Linked DNA regions of Homo sapiens: regions 1 and 3 are each linked to region 2. The links are chromatin loops, found by intact Hi-C in ENCODE. Cell type or tissue: B cell. All regions are shown on one strand. Each heading gives the region's core, and the rest is flanking DNA. Links, peaks and the distances in the headings are about the cores only. Region 1 overlaps SGCD (sarcoglycan delta). Region 2 has its middle 6.9 kb from the start of MED7. Region 3 overlaps NIPAL4 (NIPA like domain containing 4).

The links. Peaks named below come from ENCODE experiments on the same cell type or tissue, not always from the same donor. Only the 100,000 strongest peaks of a DNase experiment are listed, where the experiment ranks them.
Region 1: it touches region 2 in a loop (7-fold over the local background); 3 of 110 quality-filtered maps call a loop at or near these places.
Region 3: a loop joins it to region 2, with 10 times the contacts of the local background. A loop is called at or near these places in 21 of 110 quality-filtered maps.

What each region holds. Positions count from the first base shown.
Region 1 is chr5:156,399,703-156,407,702 of GRCh38, forward strand. All of the region lies in intron 3 of SGCD (sarcoglycan delta), which reads left to right. Among named protein-coding and RNA genes, the nearest start is that of SGCD, 77 kb to the left of the region's middle. RefSeq lists an enhancer at 2,797-3,136. In B cell, for the core only: no CTCF peak of the experiment used is centred there; a DNase peak (open chromatin) is centred at 3,109; H3K4me3 peaks cover 891 bases; H3K27ac peaks cover 1,612 bases.
Region 2 is chr5:157,143,996-157,155,435 of GRCh38, forward strand. No RefSeq gene overlaps it. Among named protein-coding and RNA genes, the nearest start is that of MED7, 6.9 kb to the left of the region's middle. In B cell, for the core only: CTCF peaks have their summits at 5,062 (motif pointing right) and 5,267; a DNase peak (open chromatin) is centred at 5,046.
Region 3 is chr5:157,472,891-157,484,052 of GRCh38, forward strand. It overlaps NIPAL4 (NIPA like domain containing 4), which reads left to right. Exons shown (of 6, transcript NM_001099287.2): 6 at 1-1,832. The coding sequence ends at 70. It overlaps ADAM19 (ADAM metallopeptidase domain 19), which reads right to left. Exons shown (of 23, transcript NM_033274.5): 22 at 8,901-9,053; 23 at 4,414-8,112. The coding sequence ends at 8,059. Among named protein-coding and RNA genes, the nearest start is that of NIPAL4, 18 kb to the left of the region's middle. RefSeq lists an enhancer at 6,037-6,547. In B cell, for the core only: CTCF peaks have their summits at 4,253 (motif pointing left) and 4,454; a DNase peak (open chromatin) is centred at 4,231; H3K27ac peaks cover 7,216 bases.

The DNA.
Region 1 (8,000 bases), core at 1-8,000, 750 kb before region 2:
TTAATGTGCCCTGCCTTCTCCCTACACTGTGTGGACTTCACACATAACATTCTCTACACGTTCATTGTTTATCTTTCTTCCTTACTGGACTGTACATCCTAGAGAAGAAGGGATTATGTCTGTCATATCTAACGTCGTATTTCTGGGGCCTGGAACATAGCAGAATATAAGAAATATTTGTTCCTGTCACTATATATTGACAATCATGTGATGAAAATATTTTTGCTTTTCCATAATCTGGTACAGCAATTTCTAATGTGTACCTCATGAAAGTTAATAGGTATTCCATAGAGTCTATGGAAGTTAATAGATGTTACATGAAATGGGGTGAGGAGGGTAAGTAAGGCTGCTTTAAATAAGCATGTTTCATTGCTGCAGGCCTTTCTGAACCACTCCTGTGGTAATACAGTGGTTCTCCAGCTTCAGTGAGCATCAGACTCACCTGGAAGGCTGTGAAAACACACATTACTGGACTCTGTCCCCAGAATTTCTGGTTCAATACTCTTGGTGTGGGCCTGGGAATTTGCATTTTAACAAGTTCCCAAGTAATGCTGCTGCTATTGGTGAGAGCCAGCATGGAGATATGTTATTGACACTTGGAGAAAATATACAGTTTCCATCATTTCCCAAAAGTGCTTGACTAAAGGTCTTATTAAACCTATAGTCCTGTCTGACTTGAGGATATGATGACCTACTTTAAACTCAAGTGCCAAGGAATTATAAATTAATGCATCCACATTTTAAAGGGGACATCTGGACAGATAACTACTGAAGCACAAATAATGTGTTGCTACTAATAGAATTTAGACTTCATTACAGAATAATAAGGACAAAAGTTTTGGGTGGAGTATTAAAAAGAAAGATCACCTACTCCTACTAGTTGTAAAATGAATTTGAACACAACTTATATTGCCTGGAAAAGAACAGTTTATGTATGAAATCATTGAAATTACTATTGTTTAAAGCAATTCTTATGCTTTGTATCTGCAGCTGTTCTAGTTTAAACACACATTGCTTGGCCCTGACAACATGCAGCTTTTTACTTCTTGGACTCTCCTATGATTTGAAATGTGTTATTCATAAGTTTGCTAAATTCCAAATATTTGAAAGAACAGATGTGGACCTAAAGGAATAATCAGCTCTTGCTGATATTGCTCCAAAAGGCAATATATAGAGTTGCATTAGAATGAAGAACTGCATTTGGCTCTTATGTTTTGAGATGTTGGAATGGCAGAGTGTCTGTAGGATAACCCAGTGTTGCATGCCATTTTATGCTTATAAGAGTGTTAATCATTCAGCTCAATGCTGATTAACCTCCTAGACACTGCAGATAATATACAAAATATAAGACATATTTCTTGCCCTCACGGAGCTTATAAGCTAATCTGGGAAGCAAGACATACACATGAAGTGATTAGAGCAGAGGTTTCCAAATTGCACAGTAACTTAAGAGAATATGCAAACAGAAATTGAGATTCCCAGGACCCATGTTAGTCCTATTAAAGCAGCTATGGAAAGGGCAGCTATGAAAAGCAAAGAATATGTATTTTTAATAAGTTCCCCAATTGAGGCTGATGACGAGACAGAGCTGGAACCCATGGGCTATATTAACAATTATTGGATAGTAAAAGGTGCTCTATCATTCAGTGTTACAATAAACTTTTCTTAATCCAGACAACATCTTCTGTATTCATTCAACAAGGTAGGTAGAGTCTGTACTATTTCATCTTGTTCTTTCATTGGCAAAGCCATGAAGGGCCCTAATTAGCCTAATTACAGAGGGCTGCCTAGTGTAGAGAGCTGCCATGCAGTTAAGAGATAATGAATACATTGTCAAAAAGAAGATACTGTGACAAAGAAAGCCACAGGTGGTAGCATTTTACAACATTGGACCATAGTTGGTTAATTAGATATTTATTGAGAACTCACTATGTGCCAGGCACTGTGCAAGGTACTGGGGATATGATAAGCAAACCAAGTGGCCTCAACATTCATAGCCCCTACAGTCTAGTGAAGATACACATAGGAAATAAGTAGTCATGGTCTTTTCCCTCTTTTTAAAAAAAATTTTCATAAACTATACATAAATTCATGATTTTAACCATTTTCAAGTATATAGTTCAAGCGACATTAAGTACATGCATATTATTGTCCAACCATCATCATCATCCATCTCCAAAACTTTTTCATCATCTCAAGCTGAAACTCTGTTCCCATTACATAATAACTCCCACAAAACCTGGCAACCAGCAATCTGCTTTCTGGTTGTATGGGTTTGACTACTCTGCCGACCTCATTTGAGTGAAATCATGCAGTATTTGCATTTTTGTGTCTGGCTTATTTCACTTAACATAATGTCATGAAGGTTTATCCGTGTTGTAGTATGTATCAAAATTTCACTCCTTTCATACTGAATAGTGTTCCATTGTACGTAGACACAACATTTTGTTTATCCTTTCATCTATCAATGGACATTTAGCTGTTTCCACCTTTTGTCTGTTGTGCATCATGTTGCTATGAACATTCATGCACAAATATCTGTTGGAGTCCCTGTTTTCCATTATTTTGGGTATATCCCTAAAAGTGGTATTATTGACAGTGAGTATGAGACCTTGGTTCTTATCTTCTTAGTTAAAATAATGTAAGCAAGAGACACACAGCAAAGGACATATGGCATAGAGCAATTTTTTGCAAAAGAGAATGCACACTCTGAAGGTTACGTGCAAAAGAGAAAGTATACTCTGAGAGATGATTCAGCGCAGACTGCTCGAAATGAGACAGCGTTGCCTGTTACTGGGGAAACTCCCTTTATAGGAGTTTTACATAATTATTCAGAAGGGGGTGGGAAGAGGTATTACCAGTAAGCATGTTCTGGGTGGCCCTCTAGGTGCACATGTGCAGTAGCTCTACTTGCTTGTTCATACATGCATGAACTTGCAAGAATGCTTGCATGTCTTGTTAACATCTTAAATCTCCACCCAGGGGTGTGTTTTTACTATTATAATAATCAAAGGGTCAGTCTGAAGACAAGTAATCAAAATGTGCATGCTCTCTGCAGGGGAAAGTCCCCACTGAAGCTAGTTCTACTTGGACGAGCTTGACTGAAATGTGAGCACTAGGGCTCTTTGTGTTGATGCGGTCACCATGGTTACCGCGTTCCCCAAAGACATGGTTACTTCCTTGACTACCTATCCTGCCTCAGTATTGCTGGATCATATGGTAATTCTACATTTAATTTTTTGAAGAACTGCCGTACTGATTTCCCCAGCAGTTATACCATTTGATAGCCGCGGTCTTTTGGCAAGATAGCAGAAGTTAGGTATTATTCCTATGAGGAGTTTATGTTTATCCTAATTGTTTCAGAAACATTAAGGTTGACTACTTCGGGGCCACATTGCGGCCCCAGGTCCCAAATCCACATCTCCTCCAACCCACCCTGCCGCCTTTTCCTGTCTGTCCTTCCATCCATCCTCCCCAGTGAGGAAAAGTCACAGCAGTGCACTTCAGCTTTCAGAGTAAAAGATCAAGACAAGCCCAGGATCAGGTGGCCTGTAATGTGTTCCTTAGAATCACAATTTCTCCATTCCTGGTACAGTTTTCTGTAATTCTGTTGCCATACCCCAAAGGAAAAGCTTTGCTTTTAGAGAACTCGCGGTCTATTAAGGTTGAGCAAAGGCCTTGGGCATAGGCACTGGGGAGTTCTAATCTCAACTCTGCTCCATATTGTGTGGCAGCCCCAGGCAGGTAATTTAACCTCCACAATTCCTCATGTTTTCTGACTCGCCGAGATGATTGTAATGACTTCCCTTTGGAGCTGCTGCTAAGGAAACTGTAATGATAGGTGGAGGAATGTTTGTGAGATTTTGCCGGACGTTCACTAGGCTGCAAAAGACTTGGACTTAACTTGCTCCCGTGTCTTTGTGTGCACATCTAGAATTGGGGTCCCTCATGCCAGTCATATCATTACTCTCAGATAAATTCCCCATTGCCTTATGAGGATTGATCTAGGCCTTGATGTTCATCACCAGCCTTTGCAGTTAAACATCTGGTTTATGGAGGGTTTTTTTTCTTTAGTTCTTTGAGAAGATAGAAAAGAACTTGGGAGAGAAGGGCATGATATTCCCTGACATATTTTTTTTTCTTTTTTTTTGAGATGGAGGCTCACTATGTCACCCATGCTGGAGTGCAGTGTGCGATCTTGGCTCACTGCAACTCCCACCTCCCAGGTTTAAGCAATTCTCTTGCCTCAGCTCCTCGAATAGCTGGGATTACAGGTGGTGCACCAACATGCCCAGCTAATGTTTGTATTTTTAGTAGAGACAAGGTTTCACCATGTTGGCCAGGCTGGTCTGGAACTCCTGACCTCAAATGATCACCTCACCTCAGCCTCCCAGAGTGCTAGAATTACAGGTGTGCACCACTGTGCCTGGCCTTCCTCACCTCTCTTTCACCCAGAATACTCAGAATTGAGCACGAATATTCTTAAGAATGTTGTTCCCATTCCCTTCATCGGCTTACCTGTATTATGTGTATATAATGTCATCTTCATAGGCATTCTCTCTATTTGTCCCATACTATCTTCGATGCAGAGCTCAATACTTCTTCATATTTGTCAGGGAAATGTCAGTCTCACAAAATATTAGAGAGAAATGCAGATTCTACTGAAGATGTCATAGGGGAGCCAGAGCAAGGGGTTCACCTCTCACCTCCTGCTGCAAATGTCTTGATTAACATTTTAATCGATGTATCTTTCTTCCTAAGTCAGTGTTTCTCTTCTGAATCACCGTGAGGGCTCCTTGCCTCTGCCTTTTACCCCTAGTACATCCAGAATATTTTGTCTTATTTCTTCCCTCCTACCTTTTAAATCTCAAATTCCTCCTCACTCCTCATGTCATACAGAGCACCTGACTGACCAGCTTCTGTCTCAAAACACTTTATATGTATACCCTTTCTCAAAATGCAATGGTAGATCATATATATTTTTTCTTTTACTGATGGAAAAAATGGGTTTGCTGTAACAACTGAGATAAATTTTATATTTCAAGAATTTTAAAATATATCCTTTAAAATATTTTGGTATGAATTTGGCACTTTATTTCTTTGGAAGATGTACATCATGGTAGACAGATATCTAAGATGGCGGTCAAGATCCTTGCTCCCTGGAGTAAATACCTTATATTCTTTCCTTTCAGTGAGGGAGAAACTTGTAAATATGATGTGATGCCACTTCTGTGATTATGTTATTGCCTAAGGGATTCTGCAGATGCAATTAAGGCTACTAATCAATTGATTTTGAGTTAATCAAAAGGGAGATTTTTCTGGGAGTCACCAGCCTAATCACATAAGCCCTTCAAATCTGGGTATAGAGGTCACAGACTAAGAAAATCAGAGAGTGGACATGTGAAAAGACACACATGGCAAAGAACTGAGGTAGCTTCTAGGACCTAAGAGTGGTCCCCAGGCACCAACTAACAAGAGAGAAAGAGCCTCCGACCTGGGGCAAAACTTTGATTTCAACCTTGTAAGACCCTCTTCAGAGCACCCAATTCTCTGTCTGGGCTTCTGAAGGACAGAAACCAGGCGATGACAAATAAATGCCACTAAACATATCATCTTCTACATAGCAATAGAAAATTATTATATGCAGTTTACTCAGAGCTTGTTTCCCTTCCATTTTGGATGGTAGAATATTCTTGCTTTTATGAAATGATCATCCTAGAAGAGGATAGGTTTTTCTATCTTAAACAAAATCTTCCTTATTTAGCAAAAAAGTTTACAAACCCATGTCAACTCTCCCTGCCTTATAGGGTTTGTTTGGGAATTTTAGTAAACAGTAAAATTGCCAAGTCTAGAAATCACAGATTGAAAATATCCCATTTCCCCATCTGTCATCTAAATTTTACTGCTCTCCCAAGCTCTCTTCAAGGAAACTTCTTCAAGGGTTTTGAGGTGTTTTCTGCCCCTGAGAAATTGTCTTCCTCTTATCAGCGAGTTCTTAAATTCTGTGCCTGAGTAGTAACTTTAATTTGTTGTCAAGATGGTTTTGAGTCCTGTGCGGTTTAGTTTCCCACTTTTTGTCTTGCCTCCCTGGCTATAGGCCTGGGGGCAGGACCACAGTTTCAAGCTCCTGAGTCTTCTGCTGAGTCTGGCCAGATACCTGAGGCCCAGTGGGTGCTCCCACATCCTTTTGAGTTGATGGATTTTACAAGGCAGGGGCCAAAACTCCCTACTAAATAATTGATCAACACGCCTCTTGGATTTTGTATCCACTCCTGTGTGTAGATATCACCTGCTGTATTTGGCCCTATCTTTGCTTAAAAAAAAAAAAAAAAGGCCTCTGGGCATAAATCCCTCTTTCAGAGAGAGAAATAATTTTAGCAGCAGCTGGTCCGTGGCATTAAAGATTGAATGACTGTAATGTGTTCAGACCATGGTTGGCTTGTTAGGAATTCTGTAAGGCAAGAAATAACCTGAGAGCCACAGACCTTGGAGACTGCACGAAAAAGATTGTTGGTGGTGATGTCCTTCCTTGAAGCATCATGTTGTAATTCCTGGGCCATTAACACAGCTACCCTTCAGTGGCTTCTCATTAACTGCAGGAGAAGCTCCAGCGTCTCTGTGTGTCACTGCCAGCTTCTCATCCCCTTCCATCCTCATTCCTGCAGCCATCCTTGTGCACTCTGTGATAAGTTTTACTCACCTACTTCTGCTCTCCTGTGCCCCTCTCCTCTCCTCTCCTCTTCTCTTTATTTTGGTGCATCCAATTCCCTCTTTTGGAGTAAATTTTCCTATAGCCTTTTCTCCAGTCTCGTTCACCCAGTGATTTCTACATGTGTCCTTCAATCCGTTCAAGTTTCACCTCCACACAGCCTTCCCTGACCTTCCCCAGGAAGTGGACTTTTTCAAAAGCACTTAGAGTGTTTTCCCTGCAGTAATCATTTTATACAAGTTCTCTTTCAGAATGCTCAAAACAGCCCGATGAGGTAGACATTATCTCTGTTTTTACAGAGGATGAAGCTAAGGTTTAAGGAAGTTAAGTTACCTGCTGTATTAGGGTTTTCTAGAGGGACAGAACTAATAGGAGATTTTATATATATATATATATATATATATATATACACACACACACACACACACACATATATATGTGTATATATATTAGTTTATTAAGTATTAACTTACATAATCACAAGGTCCCACAATAGGCTGTCTGCAAGCTTGAGGAGTGAGGAGAGCCAGTCCTAGTCTCAAAACTGAAGAACTTAGAGTCCGATGTTCAAAGGCAGGAAGCATCCAGCACGAGAGAAAGATGTAGGCTGGGAGGCTAGGCCAGTCTTGCTTTTTCACGTTTTTCTGCCTGCTTTATATTCACTGGAAGCTTATTAGATGGTGCCCACCAGATTAAGGGTGGGTCTGCCTTCCCCAGCCCACTGACTCAAATGTTAATCTCGTCTGGCAACACCCTCACAGACATACCCAGGAATAATACTTTGCATCCTTCAATCCAAGCAAGTTCACACTCAGCATTAGCCATCACACCTGCCTAAATTTTTATGGATACTAAGCCAGCACATAAGCCTGGAACTGTTATAATCGCAACCCATGCTTATGATGTCAAGGACTGTCTCTTAACCTCAGAGCTGTGGTGCTTCCTGGGCCCTCACAGTGCTTTATGCATTGTCTCTGAAGTAGCATTCTTCCTTTCCTGTTGCTGTTGAAATCTGTCTCCCTCATTGGCCTGTGAGCCTAAGCGGGGGAGGGGATCATCGTCTCTTCATCTGAACACATATCCCCAGAAACTCATAAAATGTTGAACAAACTTGAGCTTAATAAGTAAAGAATTTTTAAAAGACATTGCCAAAAGAAACAGAACTTGAAGGAAAAAAAATGTAAGGGAAATTATAATCTACTCAGTTAAATTTTCTATGGTAAGGCCATTACTGGTTTCATGAGGAGTGTCTTGAGCTTTTGTTTAATTGAAAGGAAAAGGAGATTTTCAA
Region 2 (11,440 bases), core at 996-8,995:
TTCCCCAGTTGCACTTTACTCAATTGCAAATGTTCAATCGAAGGAATCACCTTTTTCTCCTTTCTCACATACCCCACCGAAACTACCATACCAGCCTTTTGCATTAGATCTATTTAAAAATAAGTAAATAAAGTTCCAAATATGACTGACCACCGTTCCCACTGCTATGGTCCTATGCCATGCCACCATTATCTCTCACCTGGACTTCTTTGATTTTTTGTCCTCCCTTAGTCTATTTACCACACCTTCTTAAAATATAAGACCGGTCTTATCACTCCTCTATTCAAAATCCTCCAAGGCTTTCTATGACTTTTAGAATAAAATCTGACATCCTTCCCCTGGCCTATATCACAGGCCCTACAAAATTGCCAAGTACATCCCGGCCTTGGGGCCAATGCATTTGCCTGGAACTCTTTGCACAGATATTGACACGTCTCATTTCCTTCTTTCCTTTTTTTTTTTTTTTTTTTTTTTTTTTTTTTTGAGACGAAGTCTTGCTCTGTCACCCAGGCTGGAGTGCAGTGGCCCAATCTCGGCTCACTGCAAGCTCCACCTCCCAGGTTCACGCCATTCTCCTGCCTCAGCCTCCCCAGCAGCTGGGACTAGAGGCACACGCCATCACGCCCAGCTAATTTTTTTGTATTTTTAGTAGAGACGGGGTTTCACCGTGTTAGCCAGGATGGTCTGAATCTCCTGACCTCGTGATCCGCCCGCCTCGGCCTCCCAAAGTGCTGGGATTATAGGCGTGAGCCACCGCGCCCGGCTTCATTTCCTCAATTCATTCAGGTTTCTGGTCAAATGTGACTTCAAAGAGTTCTTCTGGGGTTACACTACTCTATGCAAAATAGCGCATCCCTAATCTTTCTCTTGGGAGATGCCCCTGAAACCCTTACTATGTATTATCTTTTTTTCATAGAACCTCTCATCATCTGAAATCATCTTACATAGTATATTTATGTATTTTATTGCCTTTCTTATCCATCAAAAATATCAGGTTTATGAGCATGGGACCTTTGTTTCATTTACTGCTGTTGTGTTTGAACCTACATACAACGGTGCCTGAAATTGGCAAATACTCAATAAGTGTTTATTGAATAAGAAACAAAATGAATACAATCATCACTTTCAAATAAATTCATAGCGTGGCTTTGGTGGTTATACCACAGTCTCTTTAGCCAGATCCTCATTGTGTTAAATTATTTTTCTCCAAATTTGATCCAGTGTAACTACACAGGATGATGAGATCCCAGTACATATATGTTTGTGCATGTGTCCAATTTTGTTCTTTGAAATAAATTTCTAGAAATAGAATTACTGGGCCCAAAGGGGCAGTGTCTTAACAGTTAGTAGCAGAATCAAGGCTAGAATCTTGGACTCTTGACTATCAATCTAGTGTTCTTTCCAATAAACTTCAAATGAATAATGGATATGAAGTCCATATCATGAGAAGGGCTAGTGACAATATGATGTGTGTTAAACATTTAATTATATGACTATATTGGCAAAATCTCAATGGAAAGCTTATTACTTAAAGATGCCTACTACAGCTTAACAAGGAATATGCTCGTTGAATAAATCTGTATATTGTGTGTCTGTTGTGCCGGCACTGGTCTAGAAGGCTAAAAAGACAGACAAAAGCCAGTGGGGCCTTTGAAAAAAGTGTTCTTTCTAGAAGGTGTTCTAGAGAGACACAGACAAGAAGTATACAAACAAGTAAAAACTTCGAATAGTGGTAAGGGCTATGGGGGAAAGTATAATACAGATTAATGTGATAGTGACGTGGGTTGGGGAATAGCTACTTTACACAGGGTGGTCAGGGTAGCCTCTCACAGAAGGTTAACTTTGGAAACAAAATATGAAGGAGTGAATTCTGCAGAGATCTGGGAGACAGCAAATGCAAAGAGCGTGGGGCTGCCATGATCTTTCTGAATTAGAGAGAGGAAGGCAGCCTGTGTGCTCCATAGCTAGTGAGCAAAGAAAGAAAGAGCAGGGGAGATGAAATGGGCAAAGACACACGGTAACCGACTTCTTGCCTCCCTTAGGATCTTGGCACATTATAAAAAACATCGCTGTCATTTGAACCTAAATTACAAGCAGAAATTTTTAGTTTCCACCCTATTGATTTTTTAAAATGTAGATTTATTGAGGGATACTTTACATAGAATAAAATTAACTCTAGGTGAATAGTTATAAGAGTTTTGATAAATACATACTGACATAAAACCACTACCACCCGGATTAAGATGTAGAATATTTCATCACCCCAAACAACTTTTTTTTATTTCAATTCCTTCCCTTTATCCCCATCCTCTAGTAACCACTGATCTGATCCCTGTTCATATAGTTTTACCTTTTGCAGAATGTCATATAAATGAAATTAGAAAGTATGTAGTTTTTGGTGTCTGGTTCCTTTCACTTAGCATAATACTTTTGAAGTCCATCAATGTTGTTCAATGTATAATACTTTGTTCCTTTTTACAGATAAGGAATATTCCATTGTATGAATATACTGTAATTCATGTATCCATTCACTGGTTAATAGACATTTGGGTTATTTCAGTTTGAGGTGATTCTTAACAAAGATACTATAAACATTCCCATGCAAGTCAATTGTATGGACATATGTTTTCATTTCTTTTGGATAACAACATAGTGACAAAATTGCTGGACATTATAATAATTATATGTTTAACTATATGAGAAACTACCAAGCAGTTTTCTAAAGAGGCTGCTTATTTTTCATTTCTCAGCAATCTATCGGAGGTATAGTTGCCCTCAATCTGCAAATTGGTGTTATCCTTTTAATTTTTACTTTTTGCTATTCTAATATCTGTATAATGATTTTAATTTGCATTTCCTTAGTATTGGGTATCTTTCATGTGTTTACTGGCCATGTATATCTTTTCTTTGGCGAACTGTCTGTTCAAAATTTTTGCCCATTTTTTAAATTGGCATGTTTTCTTACTATTGAATTGTAAGGGTGCACACACACAAATACACACAAGATATAAGTCCTTGATAAGATATGTCTTTTACAAATATTTTCTCCTAGTCTGTGGTTAATCATTTCATTTTTTAAGTGTCTTTCAGCAAGCAGAGTTTTTTTATTTTGATGATGACAAGTTTATCAATTATTTTATTTTATGGCTCATACTTTTTGTGTCCTTTCCAAGAATCTTTGCCTAACTCAAAGTCAAAGATTTTTCCTCTGTTTTCTTCTACAAGTTTTCTAATTTTAAGTTTTACGTTTAGGTCTATGATCCTTTTGGGGTTAATTTTTGTATTTGATGCCCAGTAAGGGTCAAAACTCCTTTTATTTGTTTATTTATGCTTATAGAAGTCGAATTGTTACAGCAACTTGTTGATTTTGTTGGCCTTACTACCTCTGTCATTGGTAGGCAGGTTTATAGATAGTAATCCCTGAGCGTCTGTTAGTCAGTTACATTGTATCTTTGGCTTGCTGATCAGCCCGGCAGAATCATTGGAAGATAGCAAGTAAAAATTTTTATCTCCAAGCTGGGCATGGTGGCATGCACCTGGGGTCCCAGTTACTTGGGAGGCTGAGGTAGGAGGATTGCTTGAGCTGATATAGCGCCACTGTACTCCAACCTGAGCAACAGAGTGAAACTCTGCCAAAAAAAAAAACGGAAAAAAAAAGGCTGGGCATGGTGGCTCACGCCTGTAATCCCAACACTTTGGGAGGCCGAGGCAGGCACATCACCTGAGGTCAGGAATTCGACACCAGCCTGACCAACATGGAGAAACCTCTACTAAAAATACAAAATTAGCCAGGCATGGTGGCACACGCCTGTAATCCCAGCTACTCAGGAGACTGAGGCAGGAGAATCACTTGAACCCGGGAGGCAAAGTTTGCAGTGAGCCAAGATCGCACAATTGTCCTCCAGCCTGGGCAACAAGAGTGAAACTCCGTCTCAAAAAAAAAAAAAAAAGAAAAGAAAAGAAAAGAAAAATTTCATCTCCAGTCCCTGTTTCTTCCTGATTTTTATAAGCTCATATACTGTATATGGTTTTAACGATGCACTTTTTTTTTTTTTCTTTCTGGAGACAAGCTCTTACTGTGTCACCCAGGCTGCAGTGCAATGGTGTGATCTCGGCTCACTGCAGCCTCTGCCTCTCAGGTTCAAGTGATTCTCCTGCCTCAGCCTCCTGAGTAGCTGGGACTATAGATGCACACCATCACGCCCAGCTAATTTTTTTACTTTTATAGAAACGGGGTTTCACCATGTTGTCCAGGCTGGTCTTGAACTCCTCACTTCAGGTGATCCACCTGTAGCAGGAAGAGCCGCAGACAAAACTCCTCAGACACCGGATTAAAGAAGGAAGAGGTTATTTATTCAGCCAGGAGCGTCGGCAGACTTGTGTCTTAGGAGCCAAGCTCCCCGAAAAAGAAATTCTCGGCCTTTTTAAAGACTTACAACTTTAAGGGGTCCATGTGAAAGAGTCGTAATACATCAAGCAAGCGTGGGAAACGTGACTGGGGGCTACATGCATCAGCTAACAGAACAAAAAGTTTTACAATGCTTTTTTCATGCAGTGTCTGGAATTTACAGATAACACAAGTAGTTTAGGTCAGGGGTTGATGTTATTGTTACTTTTTTTAACTCCTAGGGCTGGGTGGTGTTGCCAAGGTTGTCTGGCTATTTATCTTACTTTTGTTTTTTTCCAACTTTTTGCTTTTTCTCTCTTTCCTCCTGTCTTGTGAACTAGGCAAGGTGAGGGGAGGAAGGCAGCAGGAGTAGTAGTGGTCTCCTGCCTTATACCCACCTTGACCTCCCGAAGTGTTGGGATTACAGGCATGAGCCACCGTCCCCGGCCTTAATGATGCACTTTGGATGAGAGTCATTGCTAATGTATTTTTTTTCTGCAGTCTGCAGTATAGTTTCAATTCCTAATCACTATTTTTTTGTTGTTGTTACTTCATGGCTGCTAATGACCTTATCACTAAAACGTCAACAATCCAGATCTGTGTGCAGCACATGGGTGGGGAGAGTGCTTGTGGTTTGCTTTGCCTACAGCATTTTTTCTTACCAGCAGGGGGAGCAGCAACCTTGGCATTTGGAAATAATCCCCAGCTTAAACTTTTCTATGGGAAAGATTTGTGTCTTGCATATTGGGTCCTCCTGAGTTGTTACTTGCAGGCTGAAGAACCTAAAATGAATTTGTAATCCTACAAAAAGGCAGGTAAGCCCTTTTGAATTTGTTGTAGCTGTTACTATTAAAATCTACATTTACCTTATGTGGAATTTCACCAGAGGAAAAAAATAGCCATGCCATCATCATACCTGTTCTTTGAATTATCACAAAATATACCCATTACGGCCGGGCACGGTGGCTCACGCTTGTAATCCCAGCAGTTTGGGAGGCTGAGGTAAGTGGATCACCTAAGATCAGGAGTTGGAGACCAGCCTGGCCAACATGGCGAAACCCTGTCTCTACTAAAAGTACAAAAATTAGCCAGGCGTGGCTGTGTGTGCCTGTAATCCCAGCTACTCGGGAGCCCGAGGCAGGAGAATCGCTTGAACCCAGGAGGCAGAAGTTGCAGTGAGCTGAGATTGCAGCATTGCACTCCAGCCTGGGCAACAGAGCAAGACTCCGTCTCAACAACAACAAAAAATAACTGTTTTATTGATTTATTGATTGATTGATTTTCTATACACTCCCTAAAGGATCTGGGCTCTGTCCGATCCATTTAAGTTCCCGCTTTAAGATCCATCTCAAAGATGGTCTTCTCCAAAAGGTTTCTCTCAGTTCACCCAAATAAAAATTACCTCTCACCAACTCAAAGCCTCTTTCCTTTACTTCTTACAGCACTCCTCTAGCTGAAGTTGTAATTATGCGCCTGTTTTATTTCTATGGCTGTAGCTAAGTTCCTGACTTATCTGGGCATCCCCTTAACAATCCCTGGAATTACCTCACACATGGCCAATGTTGAATATATTTTTGTTCAAAGACAGATTTGAGCAAAAGCAAAAGAAAGAAGAAAAAAAATCTCCTGAATGGTGTGTGTACAAATGTGAACTACCTGCTTTCAGTGTAGCTTCATATCAGGATCAAGACTAAGTGGAGGTGTGTAAGGAACACGCCTCATGCACAAAATTAAGGAGGAGCAAACTCAGTAATCAAGATAAATAATATCGGCTGGGCGCGGTGGCTTACGCCTGTAATCCCAGCCCTTTGGGAGGCTCACGCAGGAGAATTGCTTGAACCTGGGAGGCGGGGGTTGCGGTGAACTGAGATCGCACCATTGCACTCCAGCCTGGGCAACAAGAGCAAAACTCCGTCTCAAAAAAAAAAAAAAGATAAATAATATCTTAACACAATATTTTAAATTAAAAAATTAAGGGAAAAACTCATGATCTACAAAATATTACAATTTCTTTTCAGCTCTCGCAACTTCCACCTCCTTGGTTCAAGTGATTCTCCTGCTTCAGCCTCTCGAGTAGCTAGAATTACAGGCATGCGCCACCATTCCCGACTAATTTTGTATTTTTAGTAGAGACGGGGTTTCTCCATGTTGGTCAGGCTGGTCTCGAACTCCCAACCTCAGGTGATCCGCCTGCCTCGGCCTCCCAAAGTGCTGGGATTACAAGTATGAGCCACCACTCCCAGCCAAAATATTACAGTTTAAATAAAGACAGGATTAGTAGTTCACATACCACCATTTAGAGAAGAGAGGTTTTTCATGAAACTGTAAAAGGCCAGAATTATTTTCCCGAGGGTATGGGTGGTAGTGCCCTCTTAGACAGGATTTTAAAGTTTAATGATGCATTTATTCACCCCCAATATATATATTATATATCATATATATTTTAATATAGATTTGTAATGTATATTAAAATATACATTACAAAAATACAATATATTTATATATTATATAAATTATATATTATGTATTATATATTTTATATTATATATAATGTATTTATATAATTATATATTCTGTATTTTTATATATTATATATCTTTGGCGAATGGATGTATTTATTAGGAAATAAATATTTTGAGAAAGGGTCTCACTCTGTCGCCCAGGCTGTAGTGCAGTGGCAGGATCTCAGCTCACTGCAACCTCTGCCTCCCAGGCTCAAGTGATTCTCCTACCTCAGCCTCCCGAGTAGCTGTGACTACTGGCATGTGCCAACACGCCCAGCTATTTGGATATTTCTTGTAGAGACAGGGTTTTGCCATGTTCCCCAGGGTGGCATTCACCCAATATTTATTGCTCACTTACTACATGCCAGCTACTTTCCTAGGTGCTGCAGTCACAGTGGCCCAAACCATGGCAAGTCCAGGTGCTACTTCCCTACAGTTATCTGGGAAAGTCTTTACCCACTTGATTCCACCCTGCTTCAGGTCCAAGATGAACTTCTCTTAGAACCTGGGCTTCTGACAGAGACAGATTTTATGAATTCTGACCCCTGTGGGTTTCTTTACCCCATTCAGTCTCCAGTCTATGTATTGCACAGAATTTGACTATCTTCCTTCTAGTCTCCTTTCCTTTGTCTCCTTATCATCTTCCACCACCTCTGACACCTGAGTCCCAGTTTGTCTTCCAACATGTGTTAACCTGAGAATCCCCCCAAATCAATCAGGGTAAAGCAGAATGGAAAAGAGTCTGGCCTGAGATTCCATAGACCTGATTTCAACCAGTCAGATAGGTAACCTCAAGCAAGACACATTATTCTCAGTAAAGTGAGAATCTCAGGTCAAACCAGTGGCCTCCAAGTCACGGAAATGCATTCCAGGTGTCCCCTGAGGCAAAGGGGAGCCAAGCTGGTGGGGCTTCAGGCTGCCCACTCTACCCCTACTTTCAGCCAGAGGACCCTCACCTTCATCTCTTTTGTTTACTAAGTTCCATTTATGATTTTATATTTTTAATTTTTTAAAAAGAACAATATGTGCAAAAGTTTGACAAACACTGAATCATATAATCTCCAAATTTCTTTGAGATTTGATATTGATTAGTACTGTTATTATCTCCCTATGTATTTATTGTTGATTACATACAAATTAGAGAAAGCAATCTCACAGATTTCAAAGCGCATTTGAAGAGTCATGTCTGATGAGGGAACAAAACTTTTCTTCCAAGGGGTTAAAAAGATGCCCTGTAATTCCACAACCAGTCTACCTTCTTCCCTTTTCCTATAATTAAAAACTTTTTTTTTTTTTTTGAAATGGAGTCTCGCTCTGTCACCCAGGCTGGAGAGCAATGGCACGATCTCAGCTTCTGGATTCAAGCAATTCTTCTGCCTCAGCTTCCCAAGTAGCTGGGATTACAGGTGCCTGCCACCACACCCAGCTAATTTTTGTATTTTTAGTAGAGATGGGATTTCACCATGTTGGCCAGGCTGGTCTCGAACTCCTGACCTCACATGATCCTCCCACCTTGGCCTCCCAAAGTACTGGGTTTATATGCATGAGCCACCATGCCCAGCCAATAAAAACATACTTATAATAGAGACGGGGTTTTATCACGTTGCCCAGGCTAGCCTTGAACTCCTGGACTCAAGGGATCTGCCCACCTCAGCCTTCCAAAGTGCTGGGATTACAGGCGTGAGCCACCGTGCCCAGCCAACCACTCTACTTTACTTTTTAAATAGACTATTCTTTAGAGCAGTTTTAGGTTAACAGCAAAGCTGAGTGGAAAGTATAAAGAGTTCCTATATACCCGCTCCCCCCACACACTCACAGCCTCCACTGTCATCGACATCCTGCACCAGAGTGGTTCATTTGATTTTGATGAGCTGACATTGACGCATCATTAGTACCTGAAGTCCATAGTTCACACTGGTCTTCACTCTTGGTGTTATACACTATGGGTTTGACAATATATGATGACACGTATTCACCATTATGGTACCATAGACAAAGTTTCACTGCCATAAAAATCCCTTGTGCTCTGGCATGTCCTCCCTCTCACCAAACCCCTGGATATCATTATCTTTTGTTTGTTTGGGAGTTTTTTGTTTGTTTTGTTTTATTTCATGTTTTAGATTCATAGTCTCACTCTGTTGCCCAGGCAGTGGCACAATCATAGTTCACTGTAGCCTCAAACTCCTGGGCTCAAGCATTCTCCTACCTCCTTCTCCTGGGTAACTGAGACTACAGGTGTGCACCGTCATTCGTGGGTAACTTTAAAATATTTATTATTATTTTTTGAGACAGGGTCTTACTATTTCACCCAGGCTGAAGTGCGGTGGTGTGATCATGCCTCACTGCAGCCCCAACATCTCAGGCTCTGATGATCCTCCCACCTCAGCTTCCTGAGTAGCTGGAAGTCAGGAGTTTGAGACCCACCTGGCCAATATGGTGAAACCCCCTGTCTCTACTAAAATTTAAAAAATTAGCTGTGCATGGTGGCACATGCCTGTAATCCCAGCTACTCGGGAGGCTGAGGCAGGAGAATCACTTGAACCCAAGAGGCGGAGGTTGCAGTGAGCTGAGATCACGCCACTACACTCCAGCCTGGGGAACACATTGAGACTCTGTCTCAAAAAAAAAAAAAAAAAAAAAAAAACTACCAGACTGTTTTCCTCATTGGCTTTCTTTACATGCCCACTAGAAATGTGTGGGTGGTATAGTTTCTCTGGTTTTACATCATAATTTGGTGTTGTTCCTTATTTATTATTTTTGTTTTAATCATTCTAATATGGTTATAGTATTATCTATATGTGTATAGTATTAAACCATTGTGGTTTTAATGTGCATTTCCCTAATGACTAATGATGCTGAATATTTTCTCATGGGCTTATGTACTATCTGTATATCCTCTGATAAAAATTTGATATCTTTTCCCCATTTTCTAATTGGACTGTTTGTTTTTTTTAATGTTGAATTTTGAGAGTTCCTTATATATTCTACATACTAGTCCTTTGTGGAATATAAAGTTTGCAAATATTTGCTCCAGTTTTTAGCTTGTTTTTATTCTTTTCCCCGGGTCATTCATAGAGTGAAAGTTTTTAATTTTGAAGGAGTCTAGTTTATCAATATTTCCCTTTACTAGTTATACTTTTGGTGTTGAGTTTAATAACTCTTTTCCTAGTCCTAGTTCCCAAAGATTATCCCCCATGTTTCTTTCCTAAAAGTTTTATAGTTTTCTGTTTTTTAAAGTAAGTCAGTGATCTATTTTGAGTTCATTTTTTTAAATAAGGTGTGAGCCTAGGCCAGGTGCAGTGGCTGACGCCTGCAATCCCAGCACTTTGGGAGGCTGAGATGGGCAGATCACCTGAGGTCAGGAGTTCGAGACCAGCCTGGCCCACATGGCAAAACCCCATCTCTACTAAAAATACAAAAATTGGCCAGGTGTGGTGGCGCATGCTTGTAGTCTCAGCTACTCAGAAGGCTTAGGTGGGAGGATTGCTTGAGCCTGAGAGATTGACGTTTATGTGAGCCAAGATTGTGCCACTGCACTCCAGCCTGGGTGACAGAGCAAGACCCTGTCTCAAACAAAAAAAAAAAAAAAAGAAAGAAATAAAAAGAAAAAAACCCCTTTGTCTTTTCTAGAAAGTGTATGCATACAGTGCTAGTTCCTTTACTTACCTGTATCCCACACGTTTTGATATGATTTCTATTTCTATTTTATTTCTGGAGTCTCACTCTGTTGCCCAGCCTGGAGTACAGCGGCATAATCATAGCTCATTGCTACTTTGAAATCCTAGGCTCAAGCAAACCTCTTGTCTCAACCTCCCAAAGTGCTGGAATTATAGACATGAGCCACTGTGCCCTGCCAATTCAATGTAATTTTTATTTCCCTTAAGACTACCATTTTGACCCTCTTTGACCTCTTAGATTCTAACAACACAGTTCTAAGTGGAGATTTTCCTGTTACCTTTCTGTTATTGATTTCTAGTTTGATTCCACTGTGGTCAGAAAACACATTATATTATTTCAATTCTTTTAAAGTTGTTGAAGTTTCTTTTATGGCCCAGGATGTTGTCCTGATCTTGGTATACGTTCTGTGGTATCTTGATGAGAATGTGTATTCTGCTGTTGTTGAATGGAGTGTTCTATTAATTTTGATTAAATCTTGTTAGTTGATAGTGTTACTGATGTCTTCTGTATACTTACCAATTCTCTGTTTAATTGTTCTTTAAATTTTTGAGAGAGGGGTGTGGAGGTCTCAAACTACAAATTTGGTTTTGTTTATTACTTTCGGTTCTACCAGTTCTTACTATACATATTTTGCAGCTCTTATAATTGGTTGAAACACTTTTAGAATTGCTATGTCTTCTTGTTCCCTTTAATATCCTTTTTGTCATTATGCCACTCTGTGGTAATTTTCTCTGCTCTTCAGTCTATCTTATATTAATATAGCTATTTCTGGTTCACTTTGATTAATGTTTTTGTAATGTATCTTTCTTCATTGTTTTACTTTCAAAATGCCTATGTCGTTATATTTGTAGGGAGCTTTTGTTGACAGCAT
Region 3 (11,162 bases), core at 1-8,000, 330 kb after region 2:
GGACAATATAGAACTTGCCAGCACCTCATCACCAGAAGAGAAACCCAAAGTATTTATAATCCATTCCTGAAGCTTGGAATATGTGAGTGAGAGGATGAGTCCGATGGTACAGCCTGCCCTCCCAATTTCAAAACCACCTGGTTATTTTCCAGTGCAACTGTTACCAATGGGCTCTCTTTTCTTGAGAAGTTCATTTATACCTCATCACTGTTTCCAGGAGAAAAATCTTTACCCAAATAGCAATGGTGGCAGAACTTCCTGGAAACAGATTCAGTGACCAAATACCCAAGTTTACATCAGTGCCTGCAGGTTCCCTGGACCTTCCTTCTCATTCATTCTTTCGGTGCCATCTCTATGCCGTTGGGAAGAAGATGGAGTCTGACCCACTGAATGTAGCACAGTCCAAGGACTTCTCTAAGATATTGGTCATTGGAAGTTCCTTCACACCAATTCTCCTCCTGAGACGGAATCTCCGTTGTTGTTGTTGTTGTTGTTTTCTAGCCCAAGGATGACATAGAGCTGGCTCCCAGAGGCCCACAGAGCAATTGGCCATGCCTCCCTATCCAGAGCTGACAGGGACACAACCAGTGTAAAATATCCTGTTGCCTTTGTCACTTCCTCTTTGGAGGCAGAAGCAAGACCTCAGCTGACCTTCTTACTGTGAAAGCCACTTGATGTCTCAGGGAAAAATTTCAACCAGCTCATTCCCCGAGCACTCCAGCCTGGCAGTCAGCACCTCGGCATCCACCCAGTCCATCCCACCATCACCCCTTCCCCCTCTACTTACATCCTAAGGAGTCGGTCACTGAGACATAAAGGCAGTAATCGCAGAACTGGAAACAAAACAATAATAGAGCCACAGCCAAACTCTGGTGGCCAAACCCAGTGTTGCATTTTGTCTTACTCTGAAAGAAGAACAGCAAATTCACTGCTTCAAAGTGGCCTGGCTGCCAAGCTAGAATTTGGCAGAACGCACTTTACTATTCCTCAAGGAGTCAACCAACCTATGATCTGGGGAGGTGGGAAGAGGATGAGGAGCAAAGTTGGGATTTGGCAGAAGGCAGTCCCAGGCTCTCTGGATACTAGGGGCTAACTTTTGTGTTGACTCTGGTGCTCATCTGGGAACTTAGGAGAAACGAGCTCAGGGGTAATTTCTGGGTTGCAGCCTTAAAGGCTTGGACAGCTGTGAATCTCAATGGCCAACTGGAGGTGCAGACTTGGCATGGGGTGCATTCTAGCTGTTGACCAGATTGCTACCGAGTCCCCTCCTCCACTGATGAGCTGCCCACACTGGGAAGCAGCATGCCCTGACTGTTCCAACACCACCTGCTATGGGGAGTACCTTTGGTCCCCTCACATTTGGCCAGAGGCATACAAAAAACCAGAGCAGCTGGAGAGGGAGATAATTACTATTCCTTCCCTTCCTATCTCCTTTCTAGCCACAAGAGTGTGGGGGTTGGAGAAGAACCATTAGAAAGGGAAATTAGTGGGCTGGTGTATCTGGAAAGAGGGAAGACTTGATCCTCAGCCCCGAGGTTGGTGCAGGGCCTCCCCTGTGTGACTCTACCTGCACTCTGTGTTTATATCCTGTGCCCTAAGTGGGCCAAGCCCAGGTAAATTCCTGCTGGCCTTGGAACTCCAAGGTTTGGCTGACCAGCAGACTGGCTCCCTGACTCTTCAGCCTCAAATCCCCAGTTTTTGATGAATGTGGATTTCTGTCTGTAATTAAAAGCAATGCAACAAGTTGGCTCTTGAGAATGGCAGTAAACTGAGGGCCCTAAGAGTGTGGTCTGCAGGGTCAAGAATAAAGATTACAGATTATATTTACTTGATACTTGTGTCTTGACCTTCCTTGAGCATGGAGTGATTAAACTGGTTTTTCTAGGGCTGGAAGGACAGTCTCCAATCTCTGAATGAATGCGACTGCCAATAAAGCCCCTACCGTGTCTGTGGTAGTTAACACCCTTGGTAGAGTGGGAAAGATAGTTTCAGAAATAGAGTCAGTTGAAGACAACTCATCCCTAGTTAACACCTGAGCCCTTACCAGGCACCAGGCATAGTAGGTGCTTCCTGTGAATTCTCTTTAACTCCTCACAAATCCTCAAGTTAGATACGTTTTTATTCCCATTTATATAATTGCCCAAGGTCACCCAGCCAGGAAGAGCAAAGCTGATATCTGGTTTAACCACCAGGCGTAATGTGTCTCTCCAAGACTAACCTTGCCCCCAGTTGCATAATCTGTTTTGGTTTTTTGTGTTTTGAGACAGGGTCTGGCTCTGTCCCCCAGGCTGGAGGGCAGTGGTGTGATCCTAGCTCACTACAGCTTCAAACTCCCAGGCTCAGATTTGGTAAAAATGAGGCCTTGCTATGTTACCCAGGCTGGTCTCAAAACTCCTTTCCTAAAGTGATCTTCCCACCTTGGCCTCCCAAAATGCTGAGATTTTAGGCCTGAGCCACTGTGCCTTGTGCATAATCTGCTACTACTTTATTCATTTATTTTCTTGTGATCTGTGCTCTTTCCCCATCTGGATATAAGCTTCATGAGAGTTGGCTTTGATTTACTGCTTATCCTCAGTGCCTAGCACATCATACGCACTAAAAGAATAAAAGAAAAAGAAAAGATTGAAGGAACAATATCACAGTCCTTCCTTGCCCAAACTCTCCTGGGGACCAGCACTCAATGCAAGGCAGATCCTAATAGAACTCTGCATGTTAAGCAAAGCAACTGTAAACTGATGTAGTCAGCAGTTTCTCAGCACATAGCCTGCGACAGGCCCTGTTGGGGACTTGCACATACAGAATTTCATTGATGATCACGACACTTTTGAGGCAGGTATATTATTTGTATAGTGAAGAGACTCAGAAATCTGGAACTTATCCAGGCCCACTTATCTATTGAGTAGCAAGCAGAGTGAGGACTTCAACCAGGGTCTGCCCAACCAGGCTTTCTCCATTATGCTAGTGACCAACACGTGAGCATCACCCCAGAGACTGGCTGACAGCAGGGGAAGAGTGGCCTCTTAACCAGGTAGGGATGTGTGAGTGGGAAGCAATTTCATGAGCAGGCATGTTAGTAGTGAAAGCATTTGTGTTTAGATGTCTTTAGGGTCCATAGGCAACCTCATAACCATGAGAGGTTAGAAAAATATAATCAGGCTGGGTGCGGTGGCTCACGCCTGTAATCCCAACACTTCAGGAGGCTGAGGCGAATGGATCACTTGAGGTCATCTCTACTAAAAATACAAAAATTAGGCGTGGTGGTGGGCACCTGTAATCCCAGCTACTCAGGAGGCTGAGGCATGAGAATTGCTTGAGCCCGGGAGGCGGAGGTTGCAGTGAGCTGAGATTGCACCACTGCACCCCAGCCTGGGTGACAGAGAGAGACTCCGTCTTAAAAAAAAAAAAAAAAAGTAAAATCAGAGAGCAAGAAGCCTCTCTCAGGGTTTTTGTGAAGATTAAACGAGATAATCCTTATTTGTAAACAGCATGCAGTGAGTGGCTCACGTATGTTAAATACAGCTGTTCCTTGGTATCTGCAGGGGATTGGTTCCAGGACCCCCATGGATAACAAAATCTAAGGATGGCCAAGTCCCTTATATAAAATGGTATAGTATTTGCATATAACCTACATATATCCTCCCATATACTTTAAATCATCTCCAGATTTCTATAATACCTAATACAATGTAAACGCTGTGTAAATCGTTGTTATACCGTATTTTTAAATTGTATTACTTTTTATGGTTGTACTTTTTTTTTTTTCAAATATTTCAACCTGCTGTTGGTTGAATCCATGAATTTGAAACCCACGGATATGGGGGGCCGACTGTACTGAGTAACTGTTACCTTCGATCATGGTTATTAATCCTCCATCTCTCTGAGAGAACCTCAAAATTGAGGTAGGGATCAATGAGAGAATAAGGGTGGGATCCTTTTATGGACTGGGAAGCACTAATGAATACGAGCTGTGATATCACGCAGGGTTCTGGAATCAGAAAGCACACCCAACCTTATCCCTGGCTGTGCCTGCCTACCCAGCCCAAGAGACCTGGGGCAAGTGTCTCCCCTCTTTAAAGTATGATCCCTTGCCTTAATAAGATGAGGAGGTGAGCAGAGGCTCTCAGCTGTCTTCTATATGCAGTAGTGTAGGATGAGAAAAAACATATCGAAGAATCTCAGGATCATTCAGGCCTTTAATAAGCAGCCTGCGTCCAGGTGTAAAGACAAACAGCCCCCTCTACTGGTCATAGGAAAACATAGGCTTTGCTGTGGCTCAGGGTCCACCATGAAGGCTTTATAGGCTGAACTGACCATCCTTGTGGGAACTCTTTCTGAAGTCCACGTCATGAATCCTATCTAATCTGAGCAGTAGGACATTACAACAAACACACAATAAAGAGCTGCCAAACCAGATAACATTGCAAATGACAAACAATTCATTTTTAATTAAATACTAACAAGGAAAAAAGGCACCATGGCCCATTCAAGTATTTTGCATAGATGTACAAATATTGTAAACAATTAATAGGTGGACAAGAGAGAAGAAGATCTGTTTTCCGTGAACAATCTCCCAAATAAAAAGAAAATTCACATTGCCCTGGATCCCAGACACATACAAACGCACAGTGGACGGTGTGAGAGGACGCGTTGGGGGTGACTTTGGAAATGTGGGCTTGGATTCTACAGAACCTCTCCTTCGCAGGCTCCCCTGGGGAAGGGGACCTTTCCAGTTGGCGTTCCCATGGCTTTCTTGGGTGTCCAGCAGAGCTGTTATACACGTGGTTAACACAATTACTGACTTTGGAACTGGTCCCCAGTTTTCAAATTGCAAGTCTTCCATACCCTCTGTCAAATAAGAATAAATTAGGAAGTAGGCAGGGAGAGACTTCCAATAAAGATTGGAAAGGCGTATTGCAGGAGGTGGGGAGGGGCTATTGCTTCAGGGGGAAGGGACTATGGCAATACAAAAAAACACTCCAACCAGAAAATCAGCAAGTCTCAGACCTTAAGATCTGCAAGTGTCTCAGAGCTGGGGCAGAAAAAGGCTTTACTTTTATAGGGAGAAGTCAGCAAGGCTGAAAGGAATCTATGGCTAGCAGGCAGTTACAAGATTGAGCCAGGTGCCCAGGCTAAGGCTTCTAGAGACAGGGAGACAGGGCACTAAATCCCTTGAGGTTTGTTTTAGAGATGGCTCCAAGGCCCTTAAAAAAAAATTCTTGGGTTGTAAAATTGGCAGGAGGTTAATTTCACTTTTAAAAAGATTTACCTACATCCCCATCTGCACAAAGAGCTTGCTAACTCACTAACCCAAACTTGAGTTAAGCTTCCCTCCTCCCCACCAGACCCTGGACTTTGGGCCATCCTCAGCCTGAGCCAGCAAACAGCCCCTCCCCTGGAGACAAAAAAAAAAAAAAAAAAAAAAAGGCTGGGCACAACGTCATTCCCTGAACGTGGTTCTTTCTAGCCATGTTTACTTCTTCCAATAAAAGAAAAGTCCTTTTCTGCCTGGGCTTTGAGACGCTTGCAGATCTTGCCATCGGTCGGTCTGAGCCTTTTCACTATTCCCATAAGGCCCCTTCCTCTCCCTTTTGCAATATTCCCTTTCCCCTTCTGCAATCGTGCTTTGGAATAAGGTCTCTCCTTCCCTAAGCCCAGATTTATTTGTATTTGACACCTCAAAACAGCATACTGGGCACTGGAAAGAAAAGGGGATGCATAATGGCCAGTCTTCCTCCTGGGCAGCCTCCCTGAACAGAGCCAGGAGTGAAGCATTAGTAGAACTGGTTGCCGAAAGTCTATCAAATTCCAAAACATTCCACCATCTTCCAGTTCACAGTACAACTTTATGGGATGGAGGTGATATGAAAATAATAAAACAAAACAAAACAAAAAGCAAGAAAACGACAACCCAGGTCTCTTTCTGGTGTGGTTCCAGGGAGGGTGGACTGCAGGTTCAGATGGCTCATGCAGTCACTATGGCTGTGGCGCTGTCATTTCAGAGCTATCTACCTCCTGATGTGAGGGAGAAAGGCTGGAGAAGCCACAGGAAGCTCTGTGAGGCATGGGGTTGGGTTTTGAGGATGTTGCTTGTTTGTTTTGCAGAGGGGTGAAAGGGGATGTTTTCACCTTTACTTTCCAGGAACCAAGCCTTGAGGCAGAGGGTAGCACATTTAAATAAAAGGTTGGGCCACAGGAAAGGTGGGGAATGGATCTCCACAGCAAGGATGACCCACAGCAAGGATGACCCACGGCAAGGACATGGGGAACCTGTATCACAGCCACCCTGAGGGAAGAGAAACTCATTTTCCTGAGATCTTTCTAAACCCAACCCAGGCTTTTCCCCCAGGGGTACATCCCGTATTTTCCACTTATTTCCAAACCCAAGAACATCCAAGAAGCACCTATTGTGTGCAGAGAACTATAAGGAGGCCCTGGGGTGGTGAATCAGAAGCTCAGCCTCAGCCTTGCAGTGAGGTTTTCAAGAGCAAACAATTGCTCATGGCAGGATGGGAGGAGGCCCCAGGAAAGCCTCAGAGGAGTGAGAGTCAGGCCAGCTCCTGTCCGGAGAGCCACCCAGCACCTTTGTGGAGTGGGAGTCTATCTCCCAGCAAACATCTCCAGGTGCTTTGCAAAAACCGTCCTATCTAGCAAAGCACCACACGGCCCTCCTTCCCTGCTGCAGGGAAGACAGGAGCCACCGCAGACCCCCTCACCTGCTCAGAGCTCTCTTTCTGTGAGGGTCAGGTAAGGGCAGTGACCAGAGAGAGAACAAAAGGAAGTGAATGACAAAAAGCTGGGTTGAGGAAGAGGCTCCCTGCTCTGACTGTTCCAGTGCAGCTGCTGCTGGCTGCCTTCTCCAGTGATCTCGGGCAGCTCCCAGAAATGGGTCTGTTCTCTGCTCAGAGGGCAACGGTCCAGCCCGAAGTCAATGACCAGCCTGCTCCCTCGTGTGTACTTTGTAAATAGCTGGGCTCCCTAAGGGGAAACCTCACCTAGATTTAGCTTAGAGTAAGGAGGAAGACCCCCACCCTGCTGAGGTCACAAAACACAATGAAAAATAAACATATGACCCCAATGGCCATGCCCCAAGTCTACTCTGGTCACACTCCTGAGAGCCAGTGAGGGAAATCCAGTGGCCGACTGTGAGAGAGGACTCTGACTTGTAGGTCACAAGCACCTGGTCACCCGAAGGTCAGGACTGCTGAGGGTTTGCTCACCAAAGCACCACACATTAGAGGGAGAATGAGAGGGGAAGGAAGAGAGAAAAGCGTGGGGCACCAGGAAAGTGCGGCAGAGAAAACAAAGAGCAACTAAAAATTATCCAGAGTCAGGAGTCGCAACCTTTGGCATCACGGCTCAGAGGAAGCCCAAGCCCGGTGCTCCTCCTGCTGTCTACACTGCCTACGAATAGTACCTGTCTGAGTCAGAGTGACCCGTGTGAATACAGGGATGCAGGGGTTTGGGGAGAGGTGGGAGGGGACGTGGCTTGTCACATGCAGCCATACAGCCAGAAGCCGTTCCCTCAACCAAGCCCTGGGCAGGGCCACAGCAGTGGCTGGCTTGACCCTTCCTTAATCCCTAAAAGCTAAAAGGGGTGGGTAAGTACCAGCCTCCATCCAGCCCGGGACCTCTGAGGAGAGCAGAAGCAATGGGAAGCTCTCTTGCGTGCCCTGCACCCCAGGAGTGAATGGATGGCTTCTGCAAGCGAAGTGCTGGCCTGAGGGGCTTGCTGGCCTTGAGCATCTCCATCAGCACCTCGGGGCTAGGAGTCTGGAGGAGAAGCTGCCAGTCACCCTCCTCATACTCTCCCCTCCCTACCTGGGGCTGTATATTGCACAAAACAACACCTAGAGGCCATCAGATCATAGTCCCTCTGGGCTTCCAAGGAAGCCGAGGAGGCACTGAGTCAACAGGGAGATTTTTGGAGATGTGGAGGTTCCTGGAGGAGGGTGGGAGGAGCTCAGAGGCGGCCAGACATGCTTCTTCAGGGTTCCATGGCCATGGGTCCTCTGCAGTGTCCAGAGAGCTCAAGGAAAGGGAGAAGCCCCTTGGACAGGTCTAGATTTTCGAGCTAATCATCCCTCCAGCCCTCTGTGATCTGTATTCTGGAAACTGGGAAGAAAAAGAAGGGAGGGAGAGAGACATCAGCTTGATGCTGATCAATGGGATCAAGGGGGCAGCCATCCTCCCGATTTTAGAAGGAAGGATGGACCACCCACTGAGAACAAAGGCTTCTTGTGAAGTCCATCCATGTGTCCACTCACCCAGACCATCAGCCCTGCAGGAAGGGGTGTGGTAGGTGCCCCTATCTCAAGCTGACCAGCCACCCCTCCCTCTTCCCTTCCCTGCTAAGGCAGCAGCACAGTCCATAGTTTTCTCAATGCCTCGTGGGAATACAGCATGGTCAGCCAGCTTCTTCACCTCATCCCTTTCTGACCTGACTGCCAAGACTGGCAAACTGAGACTGTCAGCCACACAGAAGAAGTACGAGGAGGGGCCAAGTGTACACAGCCTCCCGCAGGCCAGGTGGCTTCTACTAATGCACTTCCTTGCTCTTCACAACAACCTGATGGGGCTGGTACTACTGCTCATCATAGCCTCTGTACAAATGAGGAAACAGACTCAAGAGGGACTTGCTCAGGGTCCCTCCCCAGGTCAGGTGCAGGGGCAGGACTGAAGCCACCACAGCTCAGGATTCTAAGAATCACCTTTCACATGAAGCCAAAACTCCACAGTCAAGCGGGCACCAAGAAACATGAATGTTTTGCCCTTGGCTTTTGTTCTGGAAGTTCAGTCCAGACCACAAGAAGCATGAATTGCTTTGTTTTCTCAACTCTACACCTGCCCCCCTGGAGCCCTCTGGTACCAGCTTTCACCTTGAGGGCTTCCCGTGGACTCACCTTTGGGGCAAGTGCTGCCAGAGGCCGGGACTGCTGAGGGCCAGCACCAGGGGGCCGCAGTGGGGATGCACCTCCTGGCCTGGGGAGGCTCCTGCGGCCTGGCACTGGGTTTGCCGGGAGTGCCTTCTGGGGCGGCCGAGGCCTGGAGAAGTCCTGGAGAGAAAGCAATAAGCCTCACTTGAAGGCCAGAGGCCTGTTTGAAAGAAAATATCCCTGATATCTTACAGGTTAAAATCAGATAGATAAAAGTTATATACTGTATGGTCCCATTTAGAAAGAAACTGTATGTATAATGTGTTTATATTCTCAAGAGGAAGTCAGGAGAGCAAGCTGGCAGTATCTATTAAAATTACAAATAACCAGTGAAGATGATCTTTTTTTCATATGTTTGTTGGCTGCATAAATGTCTTCTTTTGAGAAGTGTCTGTTCATATCTTTCACCCACTTTTTGATAGGGTTGTTTGATTTTTTCTTGTAAATCTGTTTAAGTTCTTTGTAGATTGGGGATATTAGCCCTCTGTCAGATGGATAGATTGCAAAAATCTTCTCCCATTCTGTAGGTTGCCTGTTCACTCTGATGATAGTTTCTTTTGCTGTGCAGAAGCTCTTTAGTTCAATCAGATCCCATTTGTCAATTTTGGCTTTTGTTGCCATTGCTTTTGGTGTTTTAGTCATGAAGTCTTTGCCCATGCCTATGTCCTGAATGGTATTGCCTAGGTTTTCTTCTAGGGTTTTTATGGTTTTAGGTCTTAGTTTAAGTCTTTAATCCATCTTGAGTTAATTTTTGTATAAGGTGTAAGGAAGGGATCCAGTTTCAGCTTTCTGCATATGGCTAGACAGTTTTCCCAGCACCATTATTAAATAGGGAGGATCTAGAACTAGAAATACCATTTGACCCAGCAATCCCACTACTGGATATATACCCAAAGGATTATAAATCATTCTACTATAAAGACACATGTACACGTATGTTTATTGTGGCACTATTCACAACAGCAAAGACTTGGAACCAACCCAAATGCCCATCAATGATAGACTGAATCAAGAAAATGTGGCACATATACACCATGGAATACTATGCAGCCATAAAAAAGGATGAGTTCATGTCCTTTGCAGGGACATGGATGACGCTGGAAACTATCATTCTCAGCAAAATAACACAAGAACAGAAAACCAAACACCACATGTTCTCACTCATAAGTGGGAGATGAACATGAAATGAGAACACATGGACACAGGGAGGGGAACATTACATACTGGGGCCTGTTGGGTGGTGGGGGGCTAGGGGAGGGATAGCATTAGGAGAAATGCCTAATGTAGATGACGGGTTGATGGGTGCAGTAAACCACCATGGCATGTGTATACCTATGTAACAAATCTGCACATTCTGCACATGTACCCCAGAACTTAAAGTATAATAAAAAAAATTACAAATAACTGTTCTCTGATCTAGTAATTCTACTTCTTCTGACCTATGTTAGAGAACTATTTGCACACGTGCACAAAAATGAAACTGCAAGGTTGTTCCTTGCAGCACTGTTTGTAACAGCAAAGAAACTATAAATAAGCAAAATTTCATCAGCAGAAAAATAACTAAAATTATAAAGTGACAGATGATATAGCACTTAAAAAGAATGAAGTAGGTTGATAGGGGCTGGCGTGGGGAGATGTTCAAGAGTTGTTAGGTGGAACAAACAAGCTGTAGAGGATAGTTGACATAAAATAAGTCAGCACGCTCACCGCCTAATAGAAATGTCTGTAACAGAAAAAAGGAAGGATACAGACCAAAGAGATTACACTGGGATGGGGTGCAAAAGGGGAGGGGTGTGTTCCAGGTGAACATTCCATTTTTTTTTTTTTTGAGATGGAGTCTTGCTCTGTCCCCCAGGCTGGAGTGTAATGGCATGATCTCGGCTTACTGCAACCTCTGCCTCCGGAGTTCAAACGATTCTCTTGCCTCAGCCTCCTGAGTAGTTGGGATTACAGGCACCCACCACCATGCCCAGCTAATTTTTGTATTTTTAGTAGAGACGGGGTTTCGCCATGTTGGTCAGGCCAATCTCGAACTCTGACCTCAGGTGATCTGCCTGCCTTGGCCTCCCAAAGTGCTGGGATTACACGTGTGAGCCACCACGCCCAGCCCTTGAACATTCCTTTTTTTTTTTTTTTAACAAGAGCATGTACGTGTATTGCCTGTTAAGATTAAAACAAAATTTAAACAAAGCAGCAGCTATATTTTGTTCATGTTGGTTGTCCATGTGT